Linked DNA regions of Homo sapiens: all the other regions are linked to region 1. The links are chromatin loops, found by intact Hi-C in ENCODE. Cell type or tissue: Caco-2. All regions are shown on one strand. Links, peaks and the distances in the headings refer to the core of each region. The heading gives the core; the rest is flanking DNA.

Region 1 (7,667 bases), core at 2,361-4,860:
AAGGGCCCTGCTCCTCCTGTCTTCACCATCCTGTGACTTACGCTGAGCATGTTGCATCCTAGGGTGGTAGTATGACCAAAATCAGATGCCAAGGCTTTAACCGTTTTACATGGCTCTCTCCTGTTTTGGGCACGTCTGCTGAACTGGACTTGGAATGAAGATTTCACTTGTGGGGAGGGGTGGGTGAAATATTTTAAAAGCAACACGTACCCGGCCTCTGAGTTCCTGGTGCCTTATTTGTAGTTCTGTGGTAATACAGCCCATGCTTTCAGAACACCACACGGACCTGCTCACTCTGAGAAGCATGAACAGAATTGCAAGTAAAACACAGTTGCAGACGTGCTGAGATAAATTCCTCATACATGAATTTAAAAGAGAGCATGAAGATCTTAGCAATTCATCTCTAAATGTTGAAGATATTGTTATGGGCTATAATTTTGAAGGGATCCTTTGATACTCTGTCAAAAGTACTGAAGGCTCTGTTGATTTGACCCAACAGGGCATTTTTTCAAACTTGATTTTTCAAACTCCTATGGGAGGAAGTGACTTGGATAAGTCACTTATTTTCTTACCATCGGATGAGGAGATTCTAGATAGATGAGGCCCCCAGAGACTAGGTCATAGCATGTTAGTTCCCAATAGATAACACTGATTATTAGGACGCCTTTTTTATTTCACCCCGACAAATCTGTATTTAATAAAAAGTTAATCTTTAAAAACAAAATTTAAAAATTTGAAAATACAAAATTTTACCTTCATTCGAGAAGCAAAATTATGTTCACCAATTCTTAGAGGCAGAGCAGAATCCTAACCTAAAACCATTCATTGGGCCTCAAGAGTCAGATGGACTATTTCCAGGTCTTTGAATATGAAAAATATTAAAAAGTTTTCCTTGTGAGCTTGGATTTTCAAAGAGGATCTCTTTGGAAAGTTGGCAAATGCTTACTTTCCTGGCATGAAAATTGTTGTTTTTTTTTTTCCTTTTCCCCTCCACCCAAAGCTATGACAGGGTGGAGTATACTTCCATGAAATTGCATGCTTCCAAAATAGAATTCACTGTTATATTTTACTACTGTTATAATTGAATCGCTAATGAGAAATAAGCAAAGAGCAGGCATTCTAGAAATAGAATTTCAACTCCTGTTGTCAAATTTAGTCATCATATTCGATAGAATTATAATATTTTATAAAACTGCCTTTTGTGCAAAATTGTACCAGCCAAACAATTTTCAAAGTGGTTTGAATTTCATTCTCGTTTCTGCAGTCTTACACAGTAGTACCCACAATCTCGTGGTAATAGCACCCTATCATTGCTGCTGTTTAGATTCTCTCCTAGTTTGGATGGCTTCCAGGAGAGAGCCCTGCTTGCTTCAGCTCCTTATTTTTATATTCCAGCAAAATCCTACACCCAACCTACATGATTAGGAATGTTCCTGGTGTTCCTTGCTAGTGGATTGTGAGTCACTGTTTCCTAGGATAGAATGGATCTGTAATAGAACTTGCTGACACATTATACAAATGGTAGCTGTAGATGAAAGTTGGAAGCAGCAGATTTTTAAGAACTAGAGCTGTTGTTTTGGTGGCAGATTAATTGGTTACTGGTCAACTCCCAAAGGTATTCTCTAATAAATAATCTTAGCTGATCATTTTCATCTCCAAGGTAACAGGTAACAAAGCTCTACCTCTGGCAGATGATGCCAGGTTAACACCTTTTCAGATGTTTTACTCCTTGGTTCTTAATCACTGAATCCTTAGATAGTACACTAGACAAAAACATGATCACAGCGATCAAAAAGATATGTGCATCCTTGTAAGGTGGAGACTGTTTTAGCACTCTCCAAGATACTACTCAGCATCTAGCAGACTTACACCCATAGAAAGTGCATGAATGATAGCTATGGGTTAAAATATCTGTTTGTCTTTCTGGCTTGGAGAGCAGCAAATAAGTCAAAACCACTCCAGAAAGATGAGAAGGAATGAATGGCATGTAGATGAGATTCAAACATTTTATAATTAGTAGGAATCAGTGAAATTTACCATTCTTTTCTACCTTGAGATTTTGCTTTTTGTTTTGCTTCGTGATTTTTTCTAGCCCATATTAGGTTTGACTAAAAAGGATTTTTAAGTAACTCCCAGTGTTTGCCCTTCTGATTTGAGTATAGGTTTTTCCCACCAAAGAGTGGTATGGCTGTCTTTATCCTGTTTAGTACACCCAAGAGGAGAGAAGAAGGACTCTACTGGAGCATGCACGGAGCCCAGTTCCTTCCCTCAAACAGGCATTGGATTGACTGATGTGTAATGATGCCTGTGACATCAACATGGTAGAGCCAGCAGTAATTAGCTCTCAGCGCCGATTGCCTCTCTCCAGGAAAGTTGGGCTTTGGTTCACTTATGGGTTCCCTTGATTGAGATGCCAAAGTGAAGTTAAAATACAGAGTTACAGTTACCAGGAGCAAAAGGATTGTTAGCATTTACCAGGAATTAATGCTAGAGAAATGTGATTGTTGTCGTTGTGACTATGTGTTGAGAGTATGGGCAAAGGAAGTGGAGTCCTGGGAAATAAACGTCTTGAGTGAGAAGTTTTCTAAATGTTTTAGGTAATTCTAAGAGGGCTATTTTATTGGTAGGGAAACAGTACACTGTATTAGCTCCTGAGGGCACTTGTCTAGTCTGAGACTTGATGTGTTTGGGCACGATTCTGTCCATCTGTACTTTGCTGGTTTGAGAATTTACTTCAGTTTCGAAAGTTGCATCAGATTAGATTTTTCTGATTCACAGATGTGTAAGGTGAAAACTGTATTTGATTTTTTAGTGGAATTACAAATTATTTGGCCTGTTTGTGATCTGCCTTACCGAACTTTTGAGTTTGAAAGGTGATGTGTTTCTAGAATGCATTCAGGAACGCACACTGTTGAGTGTAGCTTTGGCAGTCGTGTTGTCGTGGGTCTCCAGGTGTGCAAAAGTATTTTCATTCTCGGATTCTGTTATGAGGACCTGGTCCTTATCAGTGGTTTATCCCGCTGGCCTACAAATAAGTGATGTGATGAGAATCCTCTCAAGCTCAGAATGAACAGGATGTGGCACCTGCTACATCAAACAAAGATAAACACAGGCAGAGGTCACTTTCCATCTTTTATAGAAATGACCTTTATCAGCATCACAGGCATGTCCTGCTGTGTACACAAGGTTTTACATCTAGAGGCATCTGTGTTGTGGGAATATATTCCAAGTATGTGTTTTTAAGGTTGTTTGTTCCTCTATTCCCATGAACAGATATCAGTATTACCTGCAAGTCAAAAAAGATGTGCTTGAAGGGCGATTACGATGTACATTGGACCAGGTGATTCGGCTAGCCGGCCTAGCTGTGCAAGGTAAGACATAGTTATGAGCAGCATGTGAAATTCCATTTTCTGTTTGATCATGGTGTTGCTGGCCTCTCAGAGTGAGAAGTTAGATTTACTTAAATGATCCCTTAGTAATGCTCCCTTTTTATTTCAAGTTATCTTACGTGAAAAATGCAAAGTTAGTGATTTTTGGTGGCTGGGTGGTAGATTTCTCAAAGCTGTTTGCAAACTGCTCATGCTTGTATAATTACAGTTTTATATGAGGAAATAGCAGCTTTTATTCTGCCTTTAATTAAGGCTACATTTCAGGGTTTGTGGAACATTTTCTCAGAATTATTCCAAGGCACAATGTGGTCATATTCTGTAGCTTGATGCTGCAAAGGTGTTACTATCACAACTTCTTTGAGTGTGATAGCTTTAAACATTATAGTATAATGCATTCTAATGCAATTAAAGAGGTAGATTTAAAATCCATGATTGTAACATGAAACAACAAATGTGTATTGGACTGAATTTATCTTTCAATCCATCCTATAAAGGTTTATATTACATAGCTGTTTTTTGCCTTCTCTAAATTGTTATGTGTGGGACTTTATATGTATATTTTATACATTATGGTTTATTGAGTGGTGGCTTAACTGCCTTCAGTTATACTGAAAGCAAGATAGGCCATATTGAAAGCAAGATAGGCCAGCGCGGTGGCTCATGCCTGTAATCCCAGCACTTTGGGAGGTCGAGGCAGGTGAATCACTGGAAGTCAGGAGTTCGAGACCAGCCTGGCCAACATGGTAAAACCTTGTCTCTAATAAAAATACAAGAATTAGCCAAGCATGGTGGCACACGCCTGTAATTCCAGCTACTCAGGAGGCTGGAGCACGAGAATCGCTTGAACGTGGGAGGTGGAGGTTACAGTGAGCTGAGGTCACACCACCACACTCCAGCCTGGGTGACAAAGCTAGACTCTGTCTCAAAAAGTAAAAATTAAAAACATTTTTTTAAAAAAGCAAGAAGATGGTAATATAGTTTTTGAAAAGAAACTTTTCCTTTTAGTCATTTTCTTGAAAACCAGCTTATCTGCAAGTGTGAGCCAGCCAGCAGCTGGGTTCTTCCTGCATGGACTGTTGTTTTAGAAGGTGTGAACTGACTTCCCATCCCAAACACTGGGCTGAATTGAATCATCTCAGATTTAAGTGTCTGAAGAGGCAGCCCTTCTCCTGACCTCTTTCATTCTGAAGTATTAACAACTTAACAATTTCTGTTAGAAGTGTAATTTCTATACAGTTAGCTTCTGTTGTAATTCTGTGGATGGAAACAGGCAAAATCTGATGTATCACCTCTGTCTGCTTAAAGACTGGAGGGGAAGAAACAATGGCCAGTTATGATAGAGAAATCAGAGGTAGCATTGTTGAAATAATGGAGAAGATCAATATGTCCCTCATTGTCAAATTGGGTCTTTCTTCTTTTAAAAAGCTTTCGTTGGGCTGGGTGTGGTGGCTTATGCCTATAATCCCAGCACTTTGGGAGGCCAAGGCAAGAGGATTACTTGAAACCAGGAGTTTGAGACCACCCTGGGCAACAAAACGAGACTCTGTCTCTACGAAAAAAGTAAAAATAAAAAATTAGCCCAGTATGGTGTTGTGCACCTATAGTCCCAGCTACTCAGGAGACTGAGGTGGGAGGATCGCCTGAGTCCAGGAGTTTGAGGCTGCAGTGGGCTATGATCAATTCACTACACCCCAGCCCAGATGACAAAGCAAGACCCTGTCTCTAAAAAAGTAAATAAATAAATAAAAAGCTTTGTTTACTGCATGTACTCTTTCCTCTCACTACTCAATCATTAGGCTTATTGTGGGCATCCTGGATATTGGAGGATCCTCGAGGAATTTGGTGAACTTACTCTGGATTCCCTTTTTGTTGGGTCCTTGAAGCTAGCTGTTCAGTCTGATGAAACCTTCTCTAACTAATCCTTTTCAAATAACTTTTTTTTGAGAACGCTTATTGCATTTTTAGAAAGATACATCAACAGAAATATAAGTTGTGGTGGAATGTGATAACCAATTATTGAACTTGGAAATAGGCAGAGTGAGTGATGTTTGCTATTCTTGAATGCTGCACCTAATTGGTAATTTGTTACATGCTGAGTTTGTAGGTTGACGTTTATTTTTTACCTTCTAGCAACTTCTCAACATTGGTGCATGGTGTGTGTATCCTCTCATCCTATATCTCTTGTTACCTTAAAGATACCTGGATCCATTTCTATCTGATGCTAAATATTTTACATGAAATTAAAATTTCATTCAAGTTTAGTTTTTAGGAGAGCAAGCAAGATAAGAAGCAAGACTTTATATATTTCATTTTGCATGTGCTCAAACTGTACCACGGTGACATGAAAACAGGGAAAACAGAATTTTTGGCATCTTGTAACATGTGAAGTTATTTAGAAGGTGTAAAGATATTTGAGGTTGCTTGCCAAGGGTGATTTACAGTGGGAATTTCCAGCTGCATATATATGAAAAGATGCAGATGGGTTTGGCTCTTCAGTTCTCCAGATTAACCTTGAGTTAAAAAGTCCTCTTGGCAGATATTCTTAAGATATGAATTGATGCATATTTAACAAACAGATAGATATAGGTTTGTTTAAAATTTTTTAAATGGCCTTTAGGAATTGTTTTCAAATTTCTTCATTATTTCTAAAAATTCATGTAGTGGTGCTTACATGCTGATATTTACCATATTGTTAGATAAAAGTAACTATGTCAAACATATCTTGGCACTATTTTTATTTAATAATAGTGAGAAATAGGATGAAATGTGAAGAATAATGTAGTGATGAGTTTGCCCTATTTTATTCCATCTTTAATTTCATATAATAAATACTGCCCTTCCATCTTCTTTTCTTCTCAGCTGATTTTGGAGACTATAATCAGTTTGATTCTCAAGATTTCCTCAGAGAGTATGTGCTATTTCCTATGGTAAGTGTAATTTCATTTTTCTTAATTAATTTTCTACCTTCTTTGGACATTTAGTTCTTTCCTTTGAAAATTTCAGGATTTTACATATGCATATTCCCTGGGGAAAAAGTCGATGGGTTTATAAAGTAGGGGCAAGTTTTATAAAACACACTGAGAAGGTAAAAATGCCTTCTTCTGCCTCAAGACACTTCCCTAATTTCTTTTTCAGATAGTTTCTTATTAGTATATAAAAATGCTACTGATTTTTCTATGCTGATTTTGTAACCTGAAACTTTACTAAATTTGTTTCTCAGTTCTATCAGTTTTTTTGTGGAATCTTTAGGGTTTTCTACATATAAGATCATGTCATCATCAAGCACAGTTTTACTTCTTCCTTTCCCATTTGGCTGCTTTTTATTTCTCTTGCCTAATTGCTCTGGCTAGGACTTCCAGTACTATGTTTAATAGAAGTAGTGAGAGTTGGCAGAAAACAATCCCATTTACAATAGCATTAAAAAAAAATACCTAGGAGTAAATTTAACTGAGGAGGTGAAAATTCTGTATGCTGGAAACTATAAAACATTGATGAAAGAAATTTAAGATGACACAAATGGAAAGATACCCCATCTTCGTGGATTGGAAGAATCAATATTGTTAAAATGTCTGCCAAAAGTAATCTACAAATTAATGCAATCCCTATCAAAATTCCAACATCATTCTTCATGGAAATAGAAAACAATCCTAAAATTCATTTGGAGTCACCAAAGACCCCAAATAGCCCAAGTAATTTTGAGCAAAAGAACTAAGCAGGAGATACCACACTACCTTATTTCAAACTGTATATCAAAGCTATAGTAATTAAAACAATATGGGACTAGCAAAAAAATAGGCACAATGACCAATGGAAAAGAATAGAACACCCAGAAGTAAATCACACACATCTAAAACCAATAGATTTTTCAACAGAGGGGCCAAGAACACACTGGTGAAAGGGCAGTATATTCAGCAATTGGTGCTGGGAAAACTGGCCATCTACATGCAGAGGACTGAATTTGGATCCTTATCTCACCCTTTGTACAAAAGTAAATTCAAAATGTATTAAAGACTTAAATGTGGCCAGGCGCGGTGGCTCACGCCCATAATCTCAGCACTTTGGGAGGCCTAGGCGGCCGGATCACAAGGTCAAAAGGTGGAGACCATCCTGGACAATATGGTGAAACCCCATCTCTACTAAAACTACAAAAATTATCTGGGCTTGGTGGCACACACCTCTAGTCCCAGCTACTCAGGAGGCTGAGGCAGGAGAATCGCTTGAACCCCTGGTGGAGGTTGCAGTGAGCCGAGATTGTGCCACTGCACTCCAGCCTGGCCA
Region 2 (7,667 bases), core at 2,235-4,734, 65 kb after region 1:
GGGTCCTTGATTGCCCCCTTTGGTAAAGGACAACTATTTCGTTACTGATTTTCGTTTGGGGAAGATCTGTCAATCCCTTGAGGTGCGGGGGTTGGGGGGATGGAGGGTACAGGGCATTCTAGGATGTGTGCCAGGGAGCACAGATTCAAGGGATGGGATTGAGTCAGACCTGTGTTCTTACTCAGTGTCAGAAATAACTCTGTGGAGCTCCTAGAGTAAGACATTTCCGGAAGCACCACATAATTACTGTTGGGCTCTTAGGGTAGCCCTTTTAGGGAATTGAGCATTCCCATGTTTTACCAACAATTATTCTGCTGCTGTGTTTTATTATATTGCCAATGGTTTTGAGACACTCATCATGCTCTTATTTAGTGATTTCTTTTCATGAGCAGAGCAACAGCTCATCCAGCATGGTTTCCAAATGGAGAAATTTGGGTCTTCTGTAGAAACCACACAAATTCTCCAATGGCCTACAGCCTTATGGTTGGCACACTAGTTGGCCCTATAGGGTGGAAATAAAGCTGTAAGATGTTAAACTGCATTTGATACTTCTCTTGAACGCTGAGCAAGGAAGCAAAATAGTTCTTGTCTTTACTTAAGCTTCTAAGACATTTTGGGGCAAAGGACCTTACAGATGGCGTCTGTTGAAAGTAACAGCAACGTGCCAGGGAGAAATGTGGGGGAAATCTCATCAAATTCTGCCACCTCAAATGTGTTGTCCAGAAGTCAGTGTTATTCAGGGGGCCCTGTGAAACTTGACCACCAGCTTGCGCCATCAACACTCAGCCTTTATCCAGCCTGCTCTCAGCTTTTGTGTTTCTGTTAGAAACTCAGATAGGTAAGTATTTTTATTCAGTAGACTACCTTTCTTATCTTTTCAGCTTAATATAGCTGCATCTTCTTTCTCAAAGCCAAACTAAGATATTCTCTATTAAAATGTCCATGAGCCTAGCATTGAGTGTCTGGCATCCATCAATTTCATAGACTGGAAAATGATTGTTGTTTGGTACAGTAAAGAAGAGGATGTGCATCAGTTCCTACCGTTTGCAGCTTTGTTTTTAGCCTTCCCATTTTAAAAATAAATTCAAGGACATTGAGTTACAAGGCAGGAGGGCTGGAGCTACTGGGCAGCCTGAATATGACAAGCATTTGTGTGGAAAGTCATTGCTCCTTCTGCCACACTTTGGGCCATCAGGATCATTCTTTCCCAGAAGTGCCATAAACTTGCTCAAAAGTTTCTATAAATGGGAAGAGGGAGAGGAAGGATTTTTGCATCAGTCCTGAAGTTGCTATCCAAAAGTTCTCTGTTTCACAAATAATTTTCTGAACTCTGGAATGCCTCTCCTACTCCCTGCCTCCCTTTCTGTAATGTCAGAGTGATGGAAACCACCAAGTGGCATGCTAGGGAAAGCCTGCAGCAGTGTTGGAGTCTATTTCACCCTAGCTCATAGTTTTAAACTGTCTTCACTGTTGAGGTAGAGCTTGATGAATGTCATGGATTATGATGTGTGGTTTATCATATTTGCCTGGATTTGCTGATCAAAAGCACCATCTTCCCTCGCCTGCTGCTGGCAGCCTTTCCTTGCCTTGCTTGTTAGCAGAGCATTCTGCTTACCCATGTGGCTCCCAGAGTTAGCAGCCCCGGCTCTTGGATTTCTTGATTCTTCTCCCCTGTGATCTCAGAGGTGCTGCAGAGGACATTCCCCTTTAGAGCAAGTCATGTTTCTATTCAGGCCACAAAACTGGGATGTACATGCAGTGACTTTGGTGTTCCTTGTCTTGTTCAGGGGAACGGGTGGGACTGTTGTGTGCTGTCACCCTCTTCATTCCATGAGCACCTTGTTCACTTAGGGTCTGCTGCCTTTTTTTTTTTCTTTTTCTTTTTTTTTTTTTTTTTAGTTTTTGAGATCGTGTCTCACTCCTGTTGCGCAGGCTGGAGTGCAGCCTCCAAAGTAGCTGGGATTATAGGCGTGCACCACCACACCCGGCTAATTTTTATATTTTTAGTAGAGACGGGGTTTTGCCATGTTGGCCAGACTGGTCTCAAACCTCTGACCTCGTGATGACCCCCCTCGGCCTCCCAAAGTGCTGGGATTACACCCAGCCTCTGCTGCCTTTTCATATTTCCCCATCTGCTTTATGGATCAACTCTCAACAGTACACTTTTTCTTTTCTTTACCTACCCTATGAGTGCAACCCAGATGTAAGAGTTAATCCTCGTCAGAGAATCATTGCCTTAAACCTCTCAGAAATATGTAATTAGGAAATCTTATTTTAATTTTTTAAAAATTGCTTGTATAGTTTCAAAGAATAAGATCTGGCAAATGGCCAGATGTGGTGGCTCACACCTGTAATCAAACCAGCACTTTGGGAGGCTGAGGCAGGCAGATCACCTGAGGTCAGGCGTTCAAGACCAGCCTGGCCAACATGGTGAAATCCCGTCTCTACTAAAAATACAAAAAAAAAAAAAAAAAAAAAAATTAGCCAGGCATGGTGGCACATGCCTGTAATCCCAGCTACTCAGGAGGCTGAGGCAGGATAATTGCTTGAACCCGGGAGGTGGAGGTTGCAGTGAGCCGAGATCATGCCACTGCACTCCAGCCTGGGCAACAGAGTGAGACTTTGTCTCAAAAAAAAAAAAAAAAAAAAAAAAAGATCTGGCGGATGAAAATAACCAGAATGAAAATAGCTAGAAAACTCAGCAAGCAGGAAGCTCCCTTTCTCACCCTTTTGTTCCCTTGCCGATAGAATCAGTCACTATTAGAAAAAATGAAAGACGCTCTGTTTAAAACAATGATGACAGCAGTACTTAATATGTATTTCGAGGTGAACTTATATAGATTGAGAGAGGCTGCATTTGGCAGACTGATGTATAGGAAGACCCATTTGTTTCTAGCTTCTCCCTGCAGGGAAAATGCTTTCGTCATTATAGCCTCTTTACACAGACTGGCCATTCTAGTGAAACAGGTGGTAAACCTTTGGGCTGCCCAGAAACATTTTATCTGTTTTCACTTACCTAGGAAGGGGAAAGATTAGCGGGTCATCCAAAATCTGTATGTAAGCTATCTTCATTTTCTTCCCCAACCTTCTCCTCCTGGGAAACACAAATGCTATCTCATCTGACAAAAGGTTTTAGAGGATAAAGCTGAAAAGATTGGATTGGGATCTTTTTGTGGCTTGGGGCGGAGCCTTTTGCTAAAATCTCAAGAATGCTGCTTTGAGTTTAGCTAGGGTGGCTCTCAGAACTGGGGTGCCTGGCATTCTCAGCATTTCTCAGGGGCCTCCCACCTCTGACAACTGCAGTGTTAGCTAATACATACCTTGAGCATAGAACTGAATGCTGTAATTCAGAGCCATTTTTTTTTTCAACTTGAACATTGTACAATTTTACTGCAATTTCCTTTGAACTTTCTTGCCACTGTTTGGAATCTTAAAAATTCATTAGCCTTCTCCTTTCTGACATAAAGCTACTCTTCATCAGAGATGAGTTCCTATGTATGTCCTTTGTTCCTTCAATAGCTAATTAATGTGCTTGAGGATACTTCAGTGGAAAAAAAGGTTTAAATATGCAAATTACTAATAAATGTGTAACCTTATGTAACTTGTGTTACATCAAGTAACAAGCTAATCTAGTTTGTTTCACTGGACTAGGCTTGTGCTCCCTACTTCAGTATTTTGATGCTTTCCTTGATCTTTGTTTCACAAAATGTTGTGAATTTTGGTATCATTCAAAACAAATGACATTTATTAGGTTTCATTTTGAAACGATGTACAGACAAGTCCCCAACTTAGAAACCGGTTTGTTCTTAAGGTTCTTGCGTCAGCCCATAGAAGCCCACTGACCTCCACCACAGCCCAAATGGAGGGCTGTGATAGCCAGATCTGGTTGGCTTTTGTGGGCTGACCCAGACATTTAATCACCATCTCTTATGTTGTTGCCGTAAGAAATGCATTCCAGGTTGGGACTTGGGATCCTGAGAGCACATTCGCCCCCTGTGGTGGCCGCTTGCCACCTTGCAAGATGGAAGCCCAGTCTCCTTACTACCAAACTGTAGTTGTAAGCAGAGGGAGGGGTGAGATGTTTATAGGACATTCCCTAAGCTGGGGAGTGATTTTTATCACTATTCATGTCAACTGTACTTTGGTATAGACTCCCTATCAATTTAATAATATGAAAAGCCTAAAATAAAACTATGCATGCTATTCTATGTGCTATTTTATATCAGTAAATAAGCTTATGCTTGCCAGTTGTATACACAGTTATGAGGTGTATAGAACTGACTTTGACAGTATTTTTTGCACTGTTTCCTATCTGTTTTTATAAAGTCTTATTTAGATATTGGACCTTGTTGATGTTCTCACTGCCCTTGTGCTTGCTATAAAATGTTTCATATGTGCCTTTACAAATGTGAGATCTTTATTCTAACCTTTTTTTGTAAAAGATATCTATTGATTTCCATATGCAATAAACCTTTTTTTCAGAGAAAAGTTACATCTTCTCTTTTCTGTACTGTATATGTTTGCATTAGTTGAAAGTGCCTGGGAAAACCTGCATGCTTTGTTTTCTAAAGCCCATTTATTGCTACCCAGTTTTTAGTCCTGCATAACCTTATCATACTGAAGATTTAGTTTGAAATTCCCAAGGTTGTCACTGTTAGAAGAAACCTGAAAGGGGTGATCACTAGGCAAGTGGAGTGAAGAATACATAGAAATGGGTCTTTCTCACAAATGCAGCAATAAGCCTCGTTAAGCTCCAAGCCCCTACTCACTCCTCCTTCACTGTCATTTACTCAGGTACCAAACTGTTGATGTGGAAAAGGCAGGCACCAACCAGGCTGCTGTAGAAAATTTAAATTCTTGCTTTTGCCTTTCAGCTTTATAACAGCTCAACTTGTGTCCAGGTTTAAAGGTGGCTGTCCTGTCCCAGACTTTCAGCCAGTAACCACCATAGCACATTCACGGTGAACCCCTCATATGTGGGTAGATGCTTTATGTATCCTTGGTAAGTAACAGAAAAGTATAACAACTTCTCCCAGTAATGCATTGACAACCCCATGACTATACAAGCAGTTGTTGAACTACCAGAGATCCCAACTAGTTTCACATCAAAAAAATGAGAATACTGTAAGCCACTCTGGGGTGAGAGGATATGGCAAGCAAATCTCATTAAACATACACTTAATTCTCTATGGTGACTGTGGCAACAAAGCAATTATAATTATTGAAAGAAAGGCTACATAATGTTAAAAAAGATGATAGTAGACAAAATAGGCCAATGAAAATGGAGATAAATCGGGTAGAATGGCAGGAGAACAGATACACTAATTCATTTTCTCTTTTGTGAGCTGAGCAAATAGAACCAGTTTCTTTTCTTTGGTTGATAAACAGAAAAAGTAGAGGTTTGTTACATAATTGAGAGAGAAAACAGTAACCTGGTAGACGTATTTGTCTCCAAATATACTGTTAGCAGAGCTGGGGAAGAAAATTTTTAAAAAGAGAGAAACAGAATAATTCCCCACAAAACTAAAGATAAGTATAAGAAACAGCAACGCACACACACAAATATGCAATAAGATGACAATACCAGAACCAAATATGGCTATTTTATGTGATTTTACCTCTTATTTTATTTAATGAAAATAAATGGGAAAAACTCACCAGATTTACTAGTTAAGAAACATAATGGGTGCAAAAAAAAACTCAGCTAAAGAAAAGAAACATCTAACAAAAAGAATAAATGAGACTTGTATAAACACAGCAAAACTCCTTCTGAGGCAAAACTTAGACAAATTGATAAACTTACCACATTCTTGAATAGGAAGACTCCTGAAGAGGCCAGTTCTCTGTATATCACTGACTCTAGTGCAAGTCCAATAAAAAAATCACAACACCACCAGAAAAATTCAAGGGAACCCAGAAGGATTAGCCCTAGTATATACTAAAAGTTTTGCAGTGCAACAATAGAGTATTTTACTGGCACAAGAATAGATCAATAGAATGAAATACTGCAGAAATAAACCAAAGTCTTAGAGAAATGATAATGGTACCCTTCCAAATCAGCATGGGAAAATAATAAATAATTCAACAAGTAATTCAATAAATGAAAACTAAAATTTATTAAGGAATACCATGGGATATTTTATTATTTTTATTTATTTGAGACTGGGTCTCGCTCTGTCGCCCAGCCTGGAGTGCAGTGGCACGATCTTGGCTTACTGAACCCTGTGCCTCCTGGGCGCGGGTGATCCCACCTCGGCCTCCCAAGTAGCTGGGACTACAGGCATGCACCACCACGCCCGGCTAATTTTTGTATTTATTATAGAGATGGGGTTTTGCCATGTTGCACAGGCTCATCCTGAACTCCTGGGCTCAAGTGATCAGCCCACCTTGGACTCCCAAAGTGCTGGGATTACACACATGAGCCACCATGCTTGGCCTGTATATCTTATTAAACAATTCTGCCCGGCGTGGTGGCTCACGCCTATAATCCCAGCACTTCGGGAGGCCGAGGCGGGTGGATCACGAGGTCAGGAGTTTGGGACCAGCCAGACCAACGTGGTGAAACCCTGTCTCTACTAAAAATGCAAAAATTAGCCAGGCGTGGTGGCGCATGCCTGTAATCCCAGCTACTTAGGAGGCTGAGACAGGAGAATCGCTTGAACCCGGGAGGCGGAGGTTGTAGTGAGCCGAGATTGCGCTATTGTACTCCAGCCTGGGTGACAGAGCGAGACTCAGTCTCAAAAAAAAAAAAAAAAAAATTCTAGCTAGATGAAAGATTTAAATAAAAATTAATATTACTTTTTACAATAAACCAGTAATAGTTTTATTCACTTAAAGATGAAAACAATCTGCTTTTGTACAGCAAGGGTCATGAAAAATAAAGTTAATGGACAACTAGAGTAAAAATATTTTTAATATATGACAAGGAGCTAATACCCCAATATATACAGAGCTCAGAAGTTATTATGAAAGACATTAACATATAGCAAAACAAGCAATGGCCATGTGGTATCACAGAAAATTCTGGAATTTCATATCAAGGGTGATAGGAGGCTCTTTTGTTTTAGTGAGACAATTTTTTTTTTTTTTTTGAGACACAGTCTCGCTCTGTCACCCAGGCTGGAGTGAAGTGGTGCGATCTCGGCTCACTGCAAGCTCCGCCTCCCAGGTTCACGCCATTCTCCTGCCTCAGCCTCCCGAGTAGCTGGGACTACAGGTGCCCGCCACCAAGCCTGGCTAATTTTTTGTATTTTTAGTAGAGACGGGGTTTCACCATGTTAGCCAGGATGGTCTCAATCTCCTGACCTTGTGATCTACCCGCCTCGGCCTCCCAAAGTGCTGGCATTACAGGCGTGAGCCACCGCGCCCGGCTGTAGTGAGACAATTCTTAGTGGTACCCTAGATAGCTTCAGGATGGGGGCAGGTCTTCAGAAAGACTAAGACTTGATTAGGAGCTTAGAACTTTCAGCCCCATCCCCAACCTCTGGAAAGAAAGAGATCCTAGAGATTGAGTCAATTTCAATGGTGAATTAATCAATTGTGCTTATGTAATGGAATTGCCATAAAACCCCCTGACCAATAGCATTCAGAGAGCTTCTGAGTTGGTGAATACATCCACATGCCAGGAGTGTGGCATACCACAACTCCATGGGAACAGAAGCTTCTCT
Region 3 (7,667 bases), core at 2,758-5,257, 93 kb before region 1:
CAGTGGCTTATGCCTTGTAATCCTAGTGACTTGGAAAGCAGGAGGATCACTTGACACCAGGAGTTTGAGATCAGCTTGGGCAACACAGCGAGATGTGGTTTTAAAAATAAAAAAAAAAAACCAAAGACTTAGTTTGGCCTGGTGGCATGTGTGCCTGTAGTCACGGATACTCAGGAGCTGAGGTGGGAGACTTGCTTGAGCCCAGCAGTTCGAGGCTGCAGTGAGTTGTGATTGTGCCACTGCACTTCAGCCTAGGTGACAGAGCAAGACCTCATCTCTTAAAAAAAAAACAAAACAAAAAACAAATTGATAACTATACCTGGGGACTCTGGCCTCTGGCTTTAAGCCAGATCTTGGAGGACAGATCATTCATTCACAGAGGACCTACTGTGTGGTAGCCAAGGCATAGAACTGCCCAGACCAAGTCCAAACATATGGAGATGGTCTCTAGCTATGTGTCCAAAGTAGAGGGATTGCCTTACCTCCTGAGAGCACTTCTCTATGGAAGCTGATTAAACTTTTTGGGGTGAGATTGGGAGGGCAAATCAGGTGAAGGAGAAGTAGAACTGAGTGTGAGTTTTTATTCAGAAAGCTGAACCATCTGATAATGGCAGAGTTTAGTGTATTCAGAAAGGATTGAAAAACTAAAGTGGACCTATAGGAAAAGTAAATAAGTGATCTTTGTATTTCATTGCAATGTCATTACAGGCATACACCATTTTATTGCGTTTCACAGGTATTGCTGTTTTCTTGTATAGATGGAAGGTTTGTGACAACCATGCATTGAGCAAGTCTGTTTTTCCAACGGCACGTGCTTACTTCAAGTCTCTGTGTCACATTTTGGCATTTCTCACAATATGTCAGACGCTTTCATTATCTTGATATCTGTTAAAGTGATCTGTGATCAGGGATCTTTGATGTTAATGTTGTAGTTGTTTTGGGGTGTCACAAACTGTGCCACATAAGATGGCAAACTAAATTGATAAAAGTTGTGTGTGTTTTGACTGTTCTATGGCCCAGCCACTCCCTCCCTTATCTCTCCCTCTCCTCCCGCCTCCCTATTCCCTGAGACACAACAATATTGAAATTAGGCCAATTAAGAACCCTACAGTTACCTCAGCAACATCTAGAAATGATTAAATTTAGTGAGGGAGACATTGAAAGCCAAGATAGCCTGAAAGCTACCTGAAAGGCCCCGGTGTGTGATGTTCCCCACCCTGTGTCCAAGTGTTCACATTGTTCAATTCCCACCTACGAGTGAGAACATGTGGTGTTTGGTTTTCTGTCCTTGCAATAGTTTGCTCAGAATGATAGTTTCCAGCTTCATCCATGTCCCTACAAAGGACGTGAACTCATCCTTTTTTATGGCTGCATAGTATTCCATGGTGTATATGTGCCACATTTTCTTAATCCAGTCTATCATTGATGGACATTTGGGTTGGTTCCAAGTCTTTGCTATTGTGAATAGTGCTGCAATAAACATACATGTGCATGTGTCTTTATAGTAGCATGATTTATAATCCTCTTGTGCCAGTTTGCTAAGTTGTGACTGAAAGGAAAAGTTCTTGAAAGAAATAAAAATTGCCACTCCAGTGAACCACATGAATGATAACATGTGCAACAGCAACAGCAAAACAGCCTTATTGCTAATAGGGAGAAAAATTGAGTGGTCTGGATAGATTGAACCAACCACAAACTTTCCTTAAGCCAAAGCCTAATCCCGAGCTAAGCCCTAACTCTCTTCAATTCTGTGAAGACTGAGAGAGGTGAGGAAGCTGCAGAAGAAAAGCTGGAGCTAGCAGAGGTTGACTGATGAAGTTTAAGGAAAGAAGCTGTTTCCATAACATGAAAGTGCAAGTTTAAGCAGCAAGTGCTGATGTAGAAGCTGCAGCAAGTTATCCAGAAGATCTAGCTAAGATCACTGATGAAGGTGGCTACACTAAATAACAGATTTTCAATGTGGATGAAACAGCCTTTTCTAGAAATTTCATAGCTAGGGAGAAGTCAGTGCCTGGCTTCAAAACTTCAAGGGACAGGCTGACTTTCTTCTTAGGGGCTATTGCAGCTGATGACTTTAAGTTGAAGTAAGTGCTCATTGATCATTCCCCAAATCCTAGAGTCTTTAAGAATTATGCTAAATCTACTCTACCTGTGCTCTGTAAATGGAACAACAAAGCCTGGATGATAGCACATCTGTTTTCAGCATGGTTTACTGAATATTTTAAGCTCACTGTTGAGACCTACGGCTCTAACAAAATTTCTTTCAAAATGTTATTGCTCATTGACAATGCATCTTGTCACCCAAGAGTTCTGATGGAGATGTATAAGAAGATGAACGTTGCTTTCATGCTTGTTAACACAGCATCCATTCAGCAACCCATGGATCAAGGAGTAATTTCGACTTTCAAGTCTTATTATTTAAGAACTACATTTTTTAAGGCTATAGCTGCCGTAGATAGTGTTTCCTGTGATGGATCTGGGCAGAGTAAATTGCAAACCTGGAATGGATTTACCATTCTCAGTGCCATTAACAACATTCCCAATTCACGAGAGGAGGTTAAAATAATAATAACAGGAGTTTGGAAGACATTGATTCCAAGTCTCATGAATGATTTTGAGGGGTTCAAACTTTAGCAGAGGAAGTAACTGCAGAGGTGGTGGAAATAGCAAGAGAACTAGAATTAGAAGTGGAGCCTGAATATGGGACTGAATTGCTGCGGTCTCATGATAAAACTTGAAAGGATGAGGGTTACTTTTTATGGATGAGCAAAAAAAGTGGTTTCCTGAGATGGAATCTACTCCTGGTGATGATGCTGTGAACATTGTTAAAACGACAAGAAAGGATTTAGAATATAACATATACTTAGTTGATAAAGCAGTGGCAGAGTGTGAGAGGATTGACTCCAATTTGGAAAGATACTCTACTGTGGGTAAAATGCTGTCAAACAGCATTGGGTTCTCCAGAGAAATCTTTCATGAAAGGAAGAGTCAACTGATGTGGCAAACTTCATTGTCTTTATTTTAAGAAATGGCCATAGCCACCCAACTTCCAGCAGCCACCATGCTGATCAGCAGCCATCAACATCAAGGCAAGACCCTCCACCAGCAAAAACATTAGGACTTGCTGAAGGCTTAGATGATCCTTAGCCTTTTTTAGCAATACAGTATTTTTTTTTTTCTTAGAGATAGAGTCTCATTATGTTGCGCAGGCTGGTGTGCTGTGACTATTGACAGGTTCAATCATAGCTCACTGCAGCCTGGAACTTCTGGGCTCAATGGATCCTTCCGCCTCAGCCTCCTGAGTAGTGGGGACTACAATAAAGCATTTTAAAATTAAGGTAACATTGGCTTTTTAGACATGATGCTTTTGCACACTTTATAGACTAATAGTGTAAAACAAACATAACTTTTATATGCACTGGGAAAGCAAAAAGTTTGTGTGACTTGCTTTATTGTGAGATTCGTTTTATCGCAGTGGTATGGAGCCAAACCCACAATGTCTCCGAGATATGCCTGTAATTGATATTGACTGGAACAAAAGAAAGTTGATTACATCAGTTTGGTGCAAACAGTGGTCATGTCTACTGTCCCCAAATCCTAGAGAAGAATAAATTTAACTCTGTGACAGCTGATTTGTAGTTTCATTGTTAAAAGGTGTTCTATATATGTCTTGAAAGTGTTCTTCTAGGATGAGCTATACTGACTCAGGATTAATTATAAAAAGGTATATATGCTGTGTCTTGACTTCTGAGATGTCCTTTACTGATAGAGCATGGATGCAGGATTAATCAAATCTGTAGCCTTAGAGACAGGAGGCATTCCTGCCTTTCTGGTTTGCAGACATGGAGGGCTGAAAAGGATGGGGGTGGGGCATGGTAGTGGAGATTGTTAGCCAGTGGGTTAATGGTTAATCCCTGCAACATGCCAGAGATACACCTAATCTTTGATGAGACCTACTGCTCAGAATGAATAATGGTTAACCATTCCTTACCTTTGACTAAGACCATATACCTTTCATAGTTTGTTTTTTAAAGTATGTGGAACTGTGAAGTTTTTTTTTCTTTTGCAAATAACATTTGCATATCACAGAAGTTTTATGACTCATTCTTGGTAAAGAAAGCAGGTGATATCCATGAATGGTTTGTCATCTTTTAGAGACGAGTAGAATGATTGCTATCGAATTTTCATTTAACTTAAACACAGCTGTGTAGAGACAATATAAAGTGGTCCTTTCCTCAGTACAAAACATGGAAAAAAAAAAAAACCCGCGCTCTTGTTAGCAGATGTTAGTGTGTTATGCTGCACATGCCACCGAGACATTCTTGTTTATGAGGACCAGTCATCTGGACTGGAAAAAGATTTTTGAAAGAAAATAAAGGGAGCAAAGAAAAATTCGAGGTCTCCCTCCCCTCACAGGGGCTGTTTTGTGCTGGGTGCAGCGTCAGTTATGTGATGGCTGACTCCAGGGAGAGAGCCACCTGTATCCCTGGTTAATGAGCATTGGCCACCTGGCAGAACCCCACTACCACGAAGATACAGTTTCACTTTTACCGTTTGTCACATCCAATTAAAGGTTTTGGCATTCTTGCCTACTTAAAAAACATTCTGTAAACATTAGAAATAGTTTTTATATTTATTTATTTATTTATTTTCTTCTTTTAGACACAGGATCTCTATCTTCCAGGTTGGAGTGCAGTGGCACCATCACAACTTACTGCAGCCCTGAACTCTGCAACTCAGGTGGTCCTTCCGTCTCAGCCTCGGGAGTAGCTGGAATTATAGGCACATGCCACCAACACCCAGCTCATTTAAAAAATTTTAAAAAAAAAAATTTAAGAGACGGGGCCTCCTGTGTTGCCCAATCTGGTCTCGAATTCCTGACCTCGAGCAATCCTCCCACTGTGGCCTCCCATAGCATTGAGGTTACAGGGTGTGAGCCACCGTGCCTGGCCAGTTTTTATATTTAGGAAAAAAGCTAGCGGAAATTGGCTCTTCCCAGTTCTGAGAAGTTTTTCGATTAATGCTATTGATGATTCCTAACTTGTTATCAGTCTTAGTTTCCTTTCCTTAGTAATCGAAGGAATTGTCCTTGGCTTCCCTTCTTCATAGTAATCTCACTGCTGCCTAAGCAGTGGATGCATGGTTACGTGGCCAGTGTCTCTCTGTCTCTGTGTCTGGGCTTAGGTTTACCCTGAGAGAGTTCATTGTAAATCTGTGCTGAACTGACTATTCGCTCTGAGTTGGAATATTTTCTGCTTATTACAAACTCGATTTTTTTGAGACAAAGTCTAACTCTGTTGTCCAGGCAGGAGTCCAGTGGCACAATCATAACTTACTGCAGCCTCAAACTCCCAGACTCAAGTGATCCTCCTGCCTCAGCCTCCCCAGTAGCTGGGACTACAGACACATGCCACCACCTCGGCTAATTTTAAAAAGTTTTGGGAGAGGTGACGTCTTGCTGTGTTGCCTAGGCATGTCTCAAATTTCTGAATTCAAGCAATCCTCCAGCTTTGGCCTCTCAAAGTTTTGGGGTTACAGGCGTGAGACACTGCACCCAGCTGCAAACTATTAAGAAAAAGTAATGAAAGGCTGAGCTCTTTTCTTTGTAGCTAAGCCTCTTGAGAAAGTTCTGAGGCTGCTGCATCTCCCATTCCGTCCTCAGCTCCTTACATCGCAGCTGGCAGCTCCACCACTGTGTGGGCACTGACCACCCCACCCCCCCGAAGGGACCAGCCATCTCCTGTTGGCCATGGTGAATGTTTTTCAGTCCTTATCTGACCTCCCTTTGGAATTGGACATTGACCAGATCCTTCTCCTTGAAGCGTTACCATCTCGGGTAGTCCCCTGCTCGAGATGTTTCTCCTGCTTCCCTGGGTGTTCCCTTTCACTGTTTGTTGAAGGTTCTCCTCCTGCTGGTCACCCATTGAATGTAGGTGTCAGGTGTCATCTAGCATTGGATCCCATGTCCTCCTGTCACACTTTTTTTTTTTTCCCTGGCGGGTATTCACAGCTGGGTTTGTTCACATGACCGCCACAATGAACTCATATTTAACTCAGACCTCTCGTTGGGGGCCCCCAAATTTCAACTGCTTGTCAGGATCTTTCCATGAGACTGGCCACAAGTATCTTAAACAGAGAATTCTTAGACAGAATTCATCTACTTTTTCCTTAAACCTATCTTTTCTCCTATATTCCCTACCTTGGTGAGGGTGTCACCTCTGATGAAGTTAAACACACTGGGGGTTTGGATCAACCTAAACTCATTTTCCTTCACCCTCTTTATGCAGTAAGTACCAAGTCTTTCCTGTTACTCTAAGGTAGTTCCTTTTTCCTAGTCCAAGCCAGTCCTACTTGTCTGCAGATTCAGTATGTTACCTTACCTCCTGCAGGAAAATTCCCCAGCATTCTGTACCCAGCCCTTATCCTGGGATTGGTCTCCCCTCGATTAAGCTCATTCAGGCTGGTGCCTTGCCTCATTCACCATCATTTCCCCAGGGCCTAGCAGGGTGGTGCCTTGGAAATAATTTAATTTGGTGGAAGTGTCTTAGTACGATTTCATGGCTAATGGGTGTGCTACTCTTGTCATTCAGAGATGGGGCTGGGACATCACCTCTGTGGACATTGTGGTCCTAAGAGCCCCGTTCCTGGGTGCCTGCCATTTGCTTGCGTCAAGTTGGACATGACAGCTACGGGAAAATGATTGAGGGCAGAAGGCAGTTTTGGTGCGACAGGAAGAGCACAGGCTTCCAGGGCTTTGCTGTAAGATCAGGAGAGAATAATGCATCAGAAGTACCTGATGCTGAGTCTGTTCTCAGGAATGGTGTGTTTGAGGCAGCTGCCCATTGCCCGGTGCTTGCCATGTGCTTGGATGCAACCATGGCTAAAAGGTTTCCTATCTGGCTATGTGGTGATTGACTGTGGGTCGCCTTCCTATGGTATTTCTGACTCCTCGAGTGTAATATAAAGGTCTTCGCAGAGGTAGGGCTAACGGAGAGGCAGCGGCAGTTGTTCAATGTTCTATAATGTAAATTGAAAGATTTTTCTTTAGTTTTAAGCTGAGTTTTCCACATTCTCATTACTAGTTGGGGAGGAATGGGAAAGTGGTGACATTATTCGCAGCATTCCTATGACCATTCTCTGGTTCTACAGAAGAGGTGTGTTTGAGGAAGGCACCCAAGTTTCCTGACTATTTCTCACACTTCTCCATCACAAGAAAGCCCTATGTACAAAATGATGAGAGTCCCAAGAAGCATCATTTGCTCTAGGCTTGTCCTTACTGTGGAAGCTCAGAGACTCACCTTTGATCTAAAATAAATAAACAAAAAGCCATAAGGCAAACCTTATTGAAGTAGGTGATGTCGGGTGTGTTTGCTGCTGAACGCATACAAACACTTTATATGCAGATAAAATAAAATGACTCACAACATTGCTGACATTAGTGTGTGTTCTTCCTGCAGCTAAGTACATCATAGGATTTTACCGAATTACACCGACTAATTGTTTATTGACCAACATCACACTAGTGGGATCACAAGACCACATATGACAGTGCTGCACTTTGCTTTGAGAGAGGAAAGGGAAGAATGAACCTGAGGAGAGCTGACTGAAATGTAATAATTCTGTACCGAGATTTGAAGTGAAAATAGAATGCCAATTTTGAGTTTTCT

The links. Hi-C counts contacts between places; a loop is a spot of excess contacts. Peaks named below come from ENCODE experiments on the same cell type or tissue, not always from the same donor. Only the 100,000 strongest peaks of a DNase experiment are listed, where the experiment ranks them.
Region 2: a loop joins it to region 1, with 5 times the contacts of the local background. A loop is called at or near these places in 3 of 110 quality-filtered maps.
Region 3: a loop joins it to region 1, with 5 times the contacts of the local background. A loop is called at or near these places in 4 of 110 quality-filtered maps.

What each region holds. Positions count from the first base shown.
Region 1 is chr1:214,410,333-214,417,999 of GRCh38, reverse strand. PTPN14 (protein tyrosine phosphatase non-receptor type 14) reads left to right here. Exons shown (of 19, transcript NM_005401.5): 4 at 3,274-3,371; 5 at 6,249-6,316. It overlaps LOC124904508 (a long non-coding RNA gene), which reads right to left and starts at 842. Exons shown (of 3, transcript XR_007066875.1): 1 at 754-842; 2 at 1-295. In Caco-2, for the core only: no CTCF peak of the experiment used is centred there; DNase peaks (open chromatin) are centred at 3,069 and 3,339.
Region 2 is chr1:214,345,521-214,353,187 of GRCh38, reverse strand. It overlaps PTPN14 (protein tyrosine phosphatase non-receptor type 14), which reads left to right. Exons shown (of 19, transcript NM_005401.5): 19 at 1-4,488. Among named protein-coding and RNA genes, the nearest start is that of SMYD2, 68 kb to the right of the region's middle. In Caco-2, for the core only: no CTCF peak of the experiment used is centred there; DNase peaks (open chromatin) are centred at 3,247 and 3,975.
Region 3 is chr1:214,503,507-214,511,173 of GRCh38, reverse strand. The region is part of intron 1 of PTPN14 (protein tyrosine phosphatase non-receptor type 14); the gene reads left to right. Among named protein-coding and RNA genes, the nearest start is that of PTPN14, 44 kb to the left of the region's middle. RefSeq lists an enhancer at 5,193-6,170. In Caco-2, for the core only: no CTCF peak of the experiment used is centred there; DNase peaks (open chromatin) are centred at 3,863 and 4,431; H3K4me3 peaks cover 711 bases.